2 separate regions of the Homo sapiens genome follow, and region 2 is linked to region 1. The links are chromatin contacts, found by Hi-C or POLR2A ChIA-PET in ENCODE. All regions are on one chromosome and are shown on one strand. The core of a region is the stretch at or near the end of the contact, and the rest is flanking DNA. Distances in the headings are between cores, read along the strand shown. Region 1 overlaps CTIF (cap binding complex dependent translation initiation factor). Region 2 overlaps DYM (dymeclin).

Region 1 (7,638 bases), core at 414-2,913:
CAGCCAAGTCAGGGGTGAGGGCAGGTGGGGGGCTTGGTGGGAAGGGACCATGACCGACAGCTCCCACACAGTCCCCTCTCCACACCTGGCCTGACATGTCCTACTTGATCCTCACATAGTCCCATCACTGCTTTATGGACCACGCCAGAGGGGGGAGATCAGATGATCTCCAGTGTGCCCAAGGCCACTCATGGGGGTCAGGGAGCTGATTCTCAAATCCAGGAATATGCCTTGAAAGTCTGGGGCTCCCTTCTGCACTGTGCTTATAGATGTGGGATCCTTAGCTTTCTTGGGAGCATGGATCCCTTTGAGGATCTCGATGAAAAATCTGCACCTCTCCCAGAAAAATGCACCTCTGCACAGGTTCACAGATGTCTGCATACAATTTCAGGGTTCTCAGACCCTGAAGGCCACCAAGGGACCCAAGTACATGAGCCTTACACAGCACAACCTAAATCGTCAATGGCAATGTCTCAGGAGTGTAGGACAGTGACTGCCTCTGTAAGACCATCAGCACAGCCATGGCCACACATGTTGTCTGGAGGATCAGGTGGCCTTTTTCTGTGGCTTTTGAGGTTGAGGCTGGGTACCCTTGTGGCTAATGCATAATGCCAGGATGGCCAATAAAGACACCATAAAAATTCCCTGCCGTGTGCCTGACACTGGACAGATTTAATCTCCAGGTCTTCTGGGAACCCCGCAGAGGCAGGGGCTGTTTTCTCATTTTACTGATGGAAACTGAGGCTCAAGGAAGTGAAGGAATTTGTTTCAAGTCCCAGGCAGTACCACGAACATGGGATTTGAAATCACGCAAGTCTGACACGCAAACCTTGGTTCTTTCCTTTTTCCCTTCTCACAGAGGGTGCTTTTCGCTTCCCGGAAGCTGGCAGGGAGTTCCTCTAAAGCGCAGGTTGGAGTGGTCAGAAGGGAGCGAACTGACAGCACGAGGAAGGCTCAGCGCATGCCAGCTCCACTCACGGGAAATGACTCACTGCAGCCCTGCTGCTCTCGGGCTCCGGGGGACACATCCACATTTCCTGTATCTCGGCTAGAGCCTTGGGCAGTGTGAGCTGGCAGGGCAGATCGCTGAAGGCGGCTAGAGATAGAAAACCACCCAGCTCTGCATCCTGAGACAAAGAAGCCTTTCCCTGGGCTCATATGATAGAGGTACGTTGCCTCTGGGCCTCAGTTTTGCCATCTGTAAAATAGGGTGAAGGTCAGACTAGATTGGGCATATTCAGTGTGGGATCCCCCTAATGACGGCATCAGCATCACCTGGGAAACTGCAAATTCTCCTTTATGACAGTGGCTCTCAAACTTTAATGTGCATTGAAACCATCTGGAGGAGAGGAGCGTTTCCCACTTGAGAACCACACAGCGGGATCAGGGAGGGGCGAACTATAGTCCACCGGCCAAATCTGGCCATGGCCTGCTTTTTATGGCCCATGAGCTAAGAATAGTTTTTTCCATTTTTCAGTAGTTGGGGAAAAAAATCAAAGAATATTTTGTGACATATACAAATTATATGAAATTCAAATCTCAGTGTCCATAAATAAGGTTTCGTTGGCACACAGTCACTCTCAGTCATTTGCATATCGTCTACGGCTGCTTTTTCCGCTATGAAGACAGAGTGGAGGCGCTTGCTCTCCTGGTTACATGCTGCTGCTCACGCCCTACACCTCGCAGGGATGTGGTTAAACTCGGCTTTGCCTCTTGGCCTGCAGAGCCTAAAATATTTACTATCTGGCCCTTCATACCAGACATTTGCCGACCCTCATCTACAGAGAGAAGGGAAAGGAAGAGAACGGGAGGGGAGGGGAGGGGAAAGGAGGGGGAAGGGGAGAGAAGGGGTTTGTGCAAGAGCTGGGGTCCCTTCTGGGGAAAAAATGAGCTGTCAGGGGCTTTTGGAATCTGAGAGAGTCCTGCTCTGCGCTGGGCCAACATTTGGAATCTTTTGCACAGTTGCTTTGAGGGTGATCTGGAAGGCCCCTCTGACCAATAAAGACCTTCCCTCTTGCCTGTATGAAAACCTAACATTCCACTTCTAGAGCAGGGGCTCTTACCTGGGAAGCCCCCCATCCAGAGGCCAGGCTTCGGGGGTTCTAGGTAAGCTTTTAAGCATGCAGGTGTTTTCTGGGGAGAGTTTGGTGGCGCCAGTGACCTTCCCTACCCCTCCCAAATCCCAAGCACCCTTTTTGTTCCTTTGGGGCACACATTTTTCTCTCCCCACCCCTCCTTTCAAAATGTGAAAGTCCCCGGAAGGGGGACACTGTGCACCTACATCTTCCTACCTAGGAAAGGGGTGAGGTGATCTGATGGGACTAGGCAGGCTTTAGGAACGTCCAAGGAGTCTGAGGAGAGGTGGAGGGCGGCGGGGGCAGGGGGGCATTTAGAGAGAGGAAATGGGAAAGAGGGCATCTTTCCCAGAGGGCTGCAGGACCTCCGAGCCCACACTATCTGTACTCATCCACTTCTCCGCATCAGCAAGAGGCATCCAAGACTCGCAGCCCACACGGCTACCCTCCCACCCTCACTGGTGGGCACTTCCACTCCCCAGGCCCCACGAGGCCTCCCGCCTGCAGCGTTAGCCAAGCAAGTCTCAACTCTGGCCCTGGGATTCCAGGTATTTTCCCAGCCAGCCGCACCTCATCTAATTGCTTTCCAGTCAGCTAATCCCTGGCCCACGCCCTCCACTCCAGCCAGGCAAGCCACCTCTGTGTGGCCAGCAGGAGCTTCTGAGACTTCCCATGGCATGCATCCAAGCCTGGGGCAGCCTCTCGCCTCCCCTTGCCCAAACCACATCCTCTTTGCCCTTCCCCACACCTCAAACTCTCCTCTGACTAACATTTCCAAAAAAAGTAGAGCTTGGTCCAGTCCAGACCAAAAGCGGCAGACTAATTCATTCCCTACCACCTCCGCCCCCCAGACTCAGCACTTCCTGACTATCAGGAAAGAACAATCAGCAAAAAGTGGAGCTGTACCTACTGTTCAATTTCTAGAGCTAATTGTTTTCAGCAGGGTTTTGGCCTTAATTAAAGGATAATTAATTACTGAATGTGTGTTTGCATTTCCACAAGTGTGTTTGCGTTTCCTAAGTCTGGCTTTTAACCCTGGGAAACCAGATTCAGCAAATACTTTCATGTTTCAATACTTCTGAGTAAGGGAGAAGGTCTTAATTACAGAAATGGTAGTCCTGTGTAATCAAGGGGCAATGCAAGAATGAGCTAATTGTGCCTTCCACACACTCGGCCACGATTTCTGTCGAGCTGCTGTGAGGAGAGGGTGGCAGCTGCCCAGCCCTGCCCAGCACTGTGTCCCTATCCGTGGATTCTCTTATCCCTGTCACGCAACTGGCCACCCCTGCCACAGCCCTTCTCTTCCCTTTCTATGTGTTTCTTCTTTCCTACCTTTTCCCCCTCTTTAGCACTTTGGGAGGCTGAGGCGGGATTGCTTGAGCCCAGGAGTTTGAGACCAGCCTGGGCCACATGGCAAACCCCGTCTCTACTAAAAATACAAAAAATTAGCCGGGGGTGGTGGTGCACACCTGGAGTCCCAACTACTTGGGGGGCTGAGGTGGGATGATTGTTTGAGCCTGGGAGGTTGAGGCTGCAGTGAGTCCTGATTGTGCCACTGCATTCCAGCCTAGGTGACAAAGGGAGACCCTGTCTTAAAAAAAAAAAAAAAAGAAGGACCACGTTTTCCAGACCCTGCAGGGAGCTCTCCAGCCAGGCAGCCCCCACACGCACACTGGCTGTGAGCTTGAGGTTTTAGTATTCATGGTGCCCCTTTGCTGCCTGGTGCTATGAGAGGCTATGAAAAGTACTTTTGAGACTTTGGGAATCCAGTTACTTTAGGGGTCCAGAACTGCTCCAAAAGCCTGAGGATTCCAGAAGCTGCCTCCAGACCGCCTGGTCCAGCGTAATAGCCACAGGCCACATGTGGTCTTGGGCACTTCAAATGTGCCTGAGTCCAAATTGAGAGCTGCTTTCAGTGTAAACTACAGACTGGATTTCAAAGACTTCGTACCAAAAGAGAAGAACGTAAAAAATATCTCATTGGTACTTTTTAATATTGATTACACGTTAAAATGGTGATTATTTGGATATATTAGACAGCATAAAATTAATTTCACCTGTTCCCTTTTCAGTTTTTTAAAATGTGGCTACTAGGCCATGTAAAATTACACGTGGCTCACGTTATATTGTTACTGGCCATGTTGCTCCATAGGTGAATTCTGCTGTAATTGTCAAGGTTTCCGTCATCTTCAAGGTCTGTGACTGTGGGTGTCCTTTCCCACCCACTCCATTCTCCCACCCTTCGTGCCCCCTGCACATACTCCTAACTTCCTCCGTTCCTCATGGGAGGGGCAGTGAGGAGGGCCCTGCTGAGCGCTGTCACAGTGTACAGCAGGTGCCCAGGCCCCCACAACAATCCCTTCCCCATGGGCTCTTGGTCCAGGGAGCTTTGCTAGAAGCTCCTCCTGACTTCTCCTAAAGATTGTGGTTTGTGGGATTCTGACTTTGGACAGACTGAATCTCATATGAAGCTCGGTGGAGGGTTGTTGAGAAAAGGCCACTTAACCAAAGGCAGGGACAGAACAGAGGCAGCTTCGCAGGCTGAGAGCACTGTTTGCACTGGTTCACTCACAGTGTGGGCACAAATGCCCCTTTTGGGCTTGCTTGCTGGGGTGATGGGGGGTGTTTCTTTTCCCTTTCCCGTTCTGAGCTCATCTCCAGGGACCACTACCAGCCAGCCCCACTCTGCTCACTCACATTGCCCCTTCAAGGGTTCTGGATTTATCTCCACTGAGAAATCATTCCAGATGAATTCTAGAAGGGCTGACTATTGTCTCTGGCTTTGCTCAGTCTAGGCACTCTACTTCCTTAATTCAGTCAATAAGTATCTACTGAGGACCTGCTATATACCAGGCACTATTCTAGGCACAGGGATACAGCTGTGAATAGACACGTTCCCTGCCTTGAGAGAGTTTCCATGCTAGTTGAGAGACAGAAAATAAGCGATTAACAAAGAAAACTCCAAGCCAGGCACTAGTAGGGCAATGAAGAGAAGGCAGTCAGGCTGGGGACAGTGGTGGGGGGACAGGCTGGGGCGTGGTCGGGGGGGGGTCTGAGAAACTGACTTCTGAGCAGAGCCCTGGACAGGCACCTAGAAGAAGGGCCTTCTCCCAGAGAGTGAACCAAGGTCCTGAGCCTTATTCTACTGTGTTCTTCCACATTTTTTCCCAGTAAGCAGCACTTCAGTTTATACAATATAAAATATGCTGTGAACCCATCCTTTTATTTCATGTCTTTGTTTTTTGGGGGTGGTGTACCTCTCAGACAGTGAGCTACAGGGAAGGGAGGAAGTCAATTTATAATCAACAAATCTGGCCGGGCGCGGTGGTTCACGCCTGTAGCCTGTAATCCCAGCACCTTGGGAGGCCAAGGTGGGCGGATCACCTGAGGTCAGGAGTTTGAGATCAGCCTGGCCAACATAGTGAAACCCCGTCTCTACTAAAAATACTAAAATTAGCTGGGTGTGGTGGCACACGCCTGTAATCCCGGCTACTCAGGAGGCTGAGGCAGGAGAATCCTTGACTCTGGCAGGCGGAGGTTGTAGTGAGCCAAGATCACATCACTGCACTCCAGCCTGGGTGACAGAGCGAGACACTGTCTCAAAACACAAACAAACAAACAAAAATAATTAACACATCTACCCAAGGGCCAGAGAGGGTAAGCTGCAGAAGACTGTCTGCCTCCGAAACCCACCTTCTTCCCCTAGCATTCCCCTCCTCTTCCTGGCTACAAGAGAAGGCTGATCCTGGAGGTTCTTTCTCAAAAGGCCTGGCCCCGCCCACACTCTGACCTACAGTTCAGTGCTGGCGGCAATGAGAGCAGAGCCATCAAGAAGGAGCTGGAGCCTGGCTTGGTCTTGAGGTGGACAGAAGGGAGGAGAAAAGTTAGTTCCCTAAACATCATTCACATCTGAAGGCAAGAATGGCAGCAGGTGGATATCATCAATGCTAATTTGAGCTACAGGTCCTGAGAGCTGGAGTCGGTTGGAGAAAGATCCACAGGGGTCCTGGAGAGCTGTGTGTGCTTTATTCACCCTCGGCTCTTAGTGCAGGGCACCGTTTGCTCCTCCTCTCCCCAGGAGACAGCAGCTCTGTGAGGACAGGGACCCCAGCGTGCTTATGCCCAGGGCCTAGCAGTGGGTCCAGCACTCGGCACCCCAACTGCTAGATGGAGGGCACCTGTGCTGGAGCACGGAGGCTGGGCAAGGCGGGGGCCCACTCTGGGAAGCACGGAGGTCGGGGGGCTCTGCAGACGTCTGCAGAGTTGCCTGGATCCTCCCTTAAGGTGGGAAACAGGCAGGCTTATATTTTGACTTCTGAGTTACCTGGAGTAACTGATGGCCATTTTTTGCACCCCCAGTGCCCGGTTTATGATCTCTGAAATGTGTAAGTCACTGTCCCTCCCTCCCAACCAGTCCTCCCAACCAGACCTGCACTCAGAAAGTCCCCCAGCCTGGCTCCCCTAGTGTTTGCTGCCATCCACCTGCTGGGAAACTGCTAAGGGACGGTGAGGGTGTGTGAGCAGGAGGGCATCCTACTGTGTGATTTTAACCCCAAAGGATTACCCCAAAGGATTTAAAAATCTAGACGGATGCTTGTGCCTGTGTACATATACATCTTGTACCCACAACTCTGGCAAGGTACGATTCTATCCTCCCCAGTCCCGTCCATTAAACAGCTCAGAAAAAATAATCTGCACCCCCTCCCTCCTCCAAGCCTTCAGCAGCTGCCGGTCCCCTCCCACCTTCAGCTCAGCTCTGCAGATAGCAGGGGCCTCTTGAAGTTCAGACATTAATTACCCAGTCAGAAGATTTTTCAAAATTACAAGGCATGGCCCCAGGAGATAAGAGGGAGGAGGAGGAGCAGGCGGGGGAAGGAGATGGGAGGGCAAGCCGTCCAGGGCTGCGAAGGCGGGGCTGGGGGCTGGGAAGGTGCCCCTCCCCTGGGGAGAGTCCCCCTACTGCCCTCACTGCCCCCACTCGCCAGGCTTGTGCCCTCTGCAGGGAACGCAGAGAACAGGGATTTATAGCTCGTGCTGGGCCCATGCCCGAGGGTGCGTCTGTGGGGAGAGAAAGGGCTGGGGACAGGGATGTAGGACTTTTCTTGTTGGTCCTGAGCAGAAAAGTTTTGACATCACCATCTCTTACCTCCCTACCTAAGCCTTAAAGTAGAATTCCGGCTGGAAAATGGTTTTGTGAATTTAAATTGTTTTCAAGCAAGGGGAGATAGGCGAAATCATTCTCTCTCCCTAATTAGGAGGATGGATGGAGCTGAGGACTCCCCGGGAGGGAACTGGAAGGAAGATTTCACTGGGGGTCAGCAGGGCAGCTCAATCTATGAAAAAATGCCAAATAGTTGATGTTTATTAGGAAAAACTGCTCCCTGCTATATACCCTTCATAAGGCTAGTTAATTCCCCCGTGAGCACATGCATTCTGAATCTCTGTATTTCAGAGAAAATACCCAAAGCTTGCACCCACACCACCTTCCAAAACAGGATTAAAGAGATGTCCTCCTGAGCCATGTTGAGATTGGTTTAGAAATCTCTTGAGTTTTAAGACTGTT
Region 2 (7,191 bases), core at 1,212-3,711, 210 kb before region 1:
CAGTGCCTCTCAAAAGCCAGTCCCTAGCATTGCACTCTGGGGAATATCAGCCTGAGCCTTGTCTGCCTCCCAGGCAGGGTCCATGTCTCAGCTAGGATATTTCTCATCATACCTTAACCACTGTTGGGGTCCCTAGCAGGGAACTATCAGCCAAACTGACATTAGCCAACCAGGACCCATTGTGTTACTTGCTCTCTCCATCGGTAATTCACATTTTCTCAGGAGCCATTTGATAGCTGAAATATTTTAAAGCCCCAGAGCTTTCATGCCCTGTGACCAGTTGGCAGGGGTGGGTGGGCTCCCCGCACACCACAGCACCACCTGCAAACTCTCACCACTTTTGCTTGTGCATGGAACTGTGGGATTATAAAATCATCTTATTTTCATTGCAGAAATTTCCAGAATTGAAATTCAAATATGTGGAAGAGGAGCAGCCCGAGGAGTTTTTTATCCCCTATGTCTGGTCTCTTGTCTACAACTCAGCAGTCGGCCTGTACTGGAATCCACAGGACATCCAGCTGTTCACCATGGATTCCGACTGAGGGCAGGATGCTCTCCCACCCGGACCCCTCCAGCCAAGCAGCCCTTCAAGTTCTTTTATTTCTGGGTAACAGAAGTAGACAGACAGGTTACTTGGTGTATCTTCTGTTAAAGAGGATTGCACGAGTGTGTTTTCCTCACACACTTTGATTTGGAGAATTGGTGCTAGTTGGCAATAGATAACTCAGCGTAGATAGTATTGCAAAAAGGGGAGGAAATACACAACAATAATAAATGTAAAAACCTGCTATTCAACATGCAGTTTTATTTCGAAGCCAAAAATCTAGAGCTTTCCCAAGATCCTGTTGCCTTAGGCACATCACACTTCAACAGTGCACACTATCCAACAGTGCACACTATTCAACAGTGCACACTATTCAAAAGCGTAGACTATTTTTTTGCATGTTCAAGATATTTGTTTTGGTCTTATGTGTGTGTGAGAGAGAGAGATTCCTTTGACATTAAGGAGCATCAATGAGAAAAGATGATGAGGCAGGAATTAATAAAGAAATGAAGTCGTGTGTGTTTGGTTGCCTGTCAGAGGGCACACAATTTCATAAACACCATGCCTGGACAATTTGATATTAATATTTAACACCTCTGCATCTTTTCTTAAAAAAGAATATGGGCCAGATACAGTGGCTCACATTTGTAATCCCAGCACTTTGGGGAGCCAAGTTAGCAGAATCCCTTGAGCACAGGAATCTGAAACCAGCTTGGGCAACATAGTGAGATCCCATCTCTACAAAAAACTTAAAAATTAGCCAGGCATGATGGCACATTCCTGTAGTCCTAGCTACTCAGGAGGCTAAGGTAGGAGGATTGCCTGAGCCCAGGAGTTCAAGGCTGCAGTGAGCTAAGAACGTGCCAGTACACTCCAGCCTGAGCCACAAAGTGAGACCCTGTCTCGCAAAAAAAAAAAAAGAAAGAAAAGAAAAAGAAAATGGCTACTTCTCATGAAGCCCAGATTAACTTTTCTGTGAATATGGCCTGTGAACTGTTGCTGGAATTAAATTGGAGTCTAGCACAAATTAAGTTAATCTACTCTGTATTAATCATTGGGAAAAAGAAAAGCTTCATTTGAAAACAGTCTTTTTCCTTCACCCACACTAATAGAAAAAGGAGAGTAATTTGTTCATACTGTATTCCACGTGGGATGAAAAGCATGTTTTGCTCTTTGTTTCTGGGCCGGTGTGATCCGTGTGTTGGTGCCTGAGCTGGAGGAAGGAGCTTCTTGCAGGGAAACAGCCACTGGGGCCACATTGAGGGCCAGTTGGGACCTTCCTTTCCAGTCACACTCTGTGTCCTCACGGGCCCCTTCACAGTCTAGATAAGGAGCCTAGTTTCATTCTCAAAGAAAAAGTATTTGGTCTTCAACATAGAAAGCACAAAAGCCCAGACGAGACTGAGCACACTGTTCGAATCCACTGCCAGCTCATCTGTGTCAGGGCTGGCTTCTCCTGTCCTGTGTCCCAGGGCTGCAGGCCCGTGTTATTTGAGTCCATCAAATCTTCCGAGGGCCTCGGAGGAACCATTCTCAGTCACCCCAAGCTCTGTAAAAGGTCAAAACACTGGCAGCCTCTCAGTGCACCACTGTGTGGGCTCCACACGGGAAGGCCTGGCCAAGCTGTGCTCTTAGAGGCTGTCGAGGTAGGGCAGGAAGCTTCCCTATCCTCGTCTGGATGGAATGAAACAGAGGTTCCCTAAGGCCAAGGGACTCGTGGAGCGCCCATCCCGGGTGGGGTCCCAGAGGTGAGTGCAGCTTGCCTCCTGTCCCCAAGGGGCTTGTTCTGTCAGGCCTCCTCCAGTCACTGCTGGAGTGGGGACTCTGACTCCTGTGTTCACCTCAGAGCCCATGTACAGGCTAGAGGTGAGGCTTGGCAACAACTTCTACTAATACTTAGCTTTGTGGCAGAGCCAGTCTGAAGGAGGAGAAGCGCTCTCAGCCAGCAGGGGGAGTGATGATTATCATTTCAGGTAGCAAGGATATGTATTTACTATGTGGGGAAATAATTTGCAACTTTAATTTGTTTCCAAAGCATTTTGATTGGCTTCCTTTTCCTTTAAACCAAAAAATTGTTTAAATGTTTAAGGGTCATGTGGAACAGCTGAGCTTCTGGCAGGACCACAGAACTGTCCTCTGAGTCTGAGGGCTGGGCAGTGCCACAGGACAGTCCCTGGGCTGCAGGACTGTCAGTGCTTGTTGTGTGAGGAAATGAGGCCCTTCAAAAACCCAGTCATCTTGACAGAGGGCACACTCCCAAGGAAGGCCTGACTGGGGAATCATACAGCCTCTCCTCCAGGCCTCTGGGCTCACTGAGGTGCCCCCAGAACCCTGATTGCCCTCCCCTCTTTCCCTTTTCTCATTCATCACACAGTAGAAGCACTCACTAGCTAACAGCTCAGCTGGGGCAGCAGCCTCCATGGAGGCCTGCAAGTGATGCTCCCAGTCCTGGTTCCCGCTCAGGAGGGAGGCCCCACCACGTGCATCACTGCCTCAGCTCTGCAAAGTCACCAGAGGCTTCTTCCTGATTTTTGTGAAAGATTTATTATATGGCAATAAATCTGAATGATAAACTTTCATTATACTTGCATTAATTTTGAGTATTAGTTTGCTTAGAAATTTTTACACGAAGTAAAAATGTGTAATGATGCAACACAGGATCATCGTGTGTTCAGATGGAAATTGGCATCTGATTTTACCCCAGATCTGAAGCTGTTACTGCATTGTGTCATTTTATCAACAAAGACTTCTGCCACAATATTTACTTTTAAAAGAATTTGTCCCTTTCAATAGCATCTTCCCTATCAAGAGTTCAAGGCACTTTGCAGAAGAGCTTCAGATTTCTAACTCTAGTTCCCACAGTCACCCGTTGAGGCTGGTGTCATACAATCTATGAACAACAACCTTGCAGCAGGACTGCCACCATTCAGCAGTGCAGACAACACAGCTCAAGGACAAAGACAGAGAAAGGAAAGAAGAGAAGGTCCCTGAAGGTGAAGCATAGAAAGTACACTGCACACACAGTTCTCTCTGGAAGGAAAGCACAGGAGCTGGGAAGTAGACGATAGAAAGTGGAAAGGACACAGGACCAGCATCAGAACACTCAGCAACTTCCTAAGAGCTTGCTAAGGTACATCCAAGAGAAATATTTAGTGAGGGAAACTTTTAAGCACTGGAATTGTTAATATATCATACTTTAAGCAACATTTCGTCCTTTAGATTCCGGGAGCCAGGGTTTTGCATTGGGTGGTAGAGCTCTCTGCATAATTGAGTCACCCTGTGCTTTTTTGCAGAGCCATAAATTTTTGGCACTTGCTGATACTTCATAGGCTGGAGTCTCTGCAAGGTCAACCCTTTGGGTCTCTTAATTCTTTCCTAGGCACTATCCTGCAATATCAGTAGTTGCCACTTGATTTTAGGGACTGATTATTAGGCCTTCTGACTCCAAATTCAGAACAATTCCAGTGTCCTACATCACCTCCTGGAGTCAAAGAGGTCAGTTTCTATTCAGTGATGAAGAGCTAAGCTAGCTATGCATATGAAGAACTGAGAAGTAGATTATAACACACAATCCACAGCAAATAATGCATATTTATTTTGTATGAATTAAAGCATAAAATTTAATCTCATTAGCGTATAGCTATTCAGAGTTCCCACTCAAAGCAAGGGAGACTCACCAGTAGCCCCAAGACCCTTGGCCAGGTCATACTCAACCCCTAATCTAACTTCACAAGGCTGTCTAAATGTCAGCTACTCAGACACAGCCTCTGGCATTAGCAAAATCCCCCAGAGGAAAAGCAGCCCCATAGAACTGGACAAGTAATACTTAACTATCTTGTTGACTCTGGGGTCCTTCAAGCAAATTTTAAAAATATTTTTACCAGATTTCCAAGTTGTCCTTAGCTTGAGGGTTGGTCCTCCATTACTGTCATTGGACTATCCCTCATGGGTAGTGCAGTTCAACTTCTAAACCACCTCAGTACCTGAATGTGGTCCGAGGTGAAACCAGATTACTGATGCCTTCAGGTGCCCAATTGAAGCAAATGGCAAATTCTGTGGAGGAAGTAAACATAACCCAAGGCCTCAAATTATTTCTGCAGTGTTGCAATCAGAAATACCCAGGTATGGGAGAAGACCAGACAACATTAATTACTTGAATTAAAACCATTAGAGGAAAACACAGACAATAGAAATATCCAAACAGACTCCAGATAAAGTTGTCGCAGAATTTAAAACAGCTATGGTTACTGTGTTCAAAAAAATGAGACGCATGGTCAAGAATTTCAACAGAGAGTTAGAAACTGTAAAAGGCGCATTGGAAATTCTATAACTAAAGTACTGTAATGAGAAGAACAGTGAACAGGTTTAAGAGCAGATTAGAAATAACTGAAAAGAGAATGAGTAAGATGAAAAATTGAGGGTGAGGGGTGGGAGCAGGAATTATATAGTAAAAAAAACAGAACATGGAGAATAGAGGGTAAGAGACTTAAAGGGTACAGTGAGCATGTCTGACCTGCTCAGACATGCAGGGTAGTTGGCATCTCAAAAGAGTAGAAGAAAGGAATATTTAAACAAATGGCTGAGAACTTTTCCAAAACTCATGAAAGATATCACACCAAAAATTCAAGAATCCCTCCCACAAACTCCAAGTGGGATAAATAAAAACAACCCACACCTAGAAACATCATAGTAAAACTGTTGAAGACCAAAGAAAAATAATATTTTAGACCTGCTGGGGTGGGAGAGGGAATATAACCATTAAAGGAGCAATAATATTAGACTGACAGCTCCTTCTCAGCAGAAACAATGGAAGACAGTGAAATACTGCCTTTTATGGTTCTGAAAGAAAATGACTGCCAACCTAAAAATTTCTAATCAGGGAAAATATCCTGCAAAAATGAAGAGGATATGAAGACATTTTTAGAGAAACAGCTAGAAGAATTAATCAGCACGCCTACCCTAAAGGAAAATTTAAAAGGTGTTTTACAGGCAGAAGGAAAATAATCCCAAACGTAAGGACAGAGCCCTAGGAAAGATTGAAGAGCAATGAAAATGACACATAAATATTGACTACATAAAACAATAATTATGTCTTATGGAGTTTTAAATATATAGAGAAATAAAATGTATGAAAATGAAAGGATTTATGTGGGAATTTTAAGTGTTCTAAGACACTTGGCATCATCCAAGAAGAGAGTAAAAATTCATTTAATATTAGTCTTTGATAACTCATGTATGCATGATAATATTTGAGATATCAATAAAAGTGTATAGCTTTCCACATAATAAGAGAGAATTCGAATAATCAATTCAGTGGAAGATTTAAGAATTGCAAAAGAGTCTAAGAAAGAAGAAAAAGCAGAACAGGTGGAACAAATAGAAAGCAAGATATTTGTGATAAATCCATTATTACACTAAATGTAAATGGACTAATGCTCAAATGTTGACAAATATTGTCAGCCTTGTTTTAAACCATATGCTATTTACAAGAGACATTTTTAGAACATGAATTTAGAAATTTTGGAAGAAAAAGATGGAGAAATACATACCCAGCAAACAGTAACCATGAGGAAACTGGTGTAGATATATTTAAGTAAACTTTAAGGCAATAATTTTTTTAAGAAATAAAAGGGTCAATTCAATTACTAGAAAGATAATCTAAATTTATATGCACTTAAAATATAAACTCAAAATATGTAAAAGAAAATTTGATAGGAAATTTAGACAAATATGCAACCAGAGTGATATTTTAACATGCCTATTTTGTTAATTGGTAGAAAAACTAGCATACAAAAATCAAGTTATAAAAGATTTAAGCAATGAAATGAGCAAACCAAACGGATGTATGTAGGACACCAAACTCAATAACATACTTTTCAAACACAAATGGCACACACTCCAAAATACTGGGCTATAAAGGTTTCAACAGGCTAGGCACAGTGGCTCACATCTGTAATACTAGCACTTTGAGAGGCCAAGTCAGGAAGATCACTTGAGCCCAGGAGTTTGAGACCAGCTTGGGCAACATAATGAGGCCCCACCTTTACAAAAAATAAAAAAATTAACTGGGCATGGTGGCATGTGCCTATAGCCCCAGCTACTTGGGAAGCTGAGGCAGGAGAATCACTTGTGCCCAGGAGGTCGAGGCTGCAGTGAGCTATAATTGCACTACTGCACTCCAGCTTGGGTGACAGAGCAAGACCCTGTCTCAGAAAAAAAGTCTCAACAAACCTGAAAATACTTCAAATGAAATATGTTCTCTGACCATAATAGAATCAAGACTAATTATTTACAAAAAGATAATTTTATAATCCTCATATTTTTGGAAATAGATTTCCAGGTAACCCATCTGTCAGAATCTTAATGGAAATTTGAAATATTTTGAACTGATCATGAAAATACTACATATCAAAACAGAGAAAAAACTTGTGGGATGCAAATAAAACTATGCTTAGAAGACCTTTTAATTTTATTTTAAATTTAAAGAGTACCTGTTCAGGTTTGTTACAAGAATATATTGATGATGCTGAGGTTTGGGCTCCTAATGATCCTGTCACCCAGATAGTGAACATAGTACCCAATAGAAAGTTTTTCAGCACTTGCTTCCCTCTCTCCTTCCCTTCCTCCCTCGTTTTGGAGTCCCTAGT

What was found. Hi-C counts contacts between places; a loop is a spot of excess contacts on that map. ChIA-PET counts read pairs that join two places held with the same protein, here RNA polymerase II (POLR2A). Pooled maps may share reads with other maps.
Region 2: a loop to region 1 is called in a pooled map, with 4 times the contacts of the local background. The contact joins two enhancer-like sites. A Hi-C loop is called at or near these places in 3 of 50 pooled maps. POLR2A ChIA-PET finds 5 or more read pairs at or near these places in 3 of 52 experiments (GM12878, OCI-LY7 and PC-9).

The regions. Positions count from the first base shown.
Region 1 is chr18:48,828,221-48,835,858 of GRCh38, reverse strand. The region is part of intron 10 of CTIF (cap binding complex dependent translation initiation factor); the gene reads right to left. CTIF-AS1 (CTIF antisense RNA 1) reads left to right here. Exons shown (of 3, transcript XR_935449.3): 3 at 860-7,638. Among named protein-coding and RNA genes, the nearest start is that of CTIF-AS1, 9.8 kb to the left of the region's middle. RefSeq lists enhancers at 1-59, 2,522-3,185 and a silencer at 2,627-2,921. Within about 2 kb of position 1,663, at least 30 of the 41 ENCODE cell types and tissues checked have a DNase peak (open chromatin) inside an H3K27ac peak, as active enhancers do; they include OCI-LY7, where a contact is called at or near this core.
Region 2 is chr18:49,037,406-49,044,596 of GRCh38, reverse strand. DYM (dymeclin) reads left to right here. Exons shown (of 18, transcript NM_001353214.3): 18 at 393-7,191. The coding sequence ends at 542. DYM-AS1 (DYM antisense RNA 1) reads right to left here. Exons shown (of 5, transcript NR_148999.1): 4 at 4,528-4,597. Among named protein-coding and RNA genes, the nearest start is that of MIR4744, 8.8 kb to the left of the region's middle. RefSeq lists an enhancer at 1-206. Within about 2 kb of position 2,461, at least 3 of the 41 ENCODE cell types and tissues checked have a DNase peak (open chromatin) inside an H3K27ac peak, as active enhancers do; they include OCI-LY7, where a contact is called at or near this core.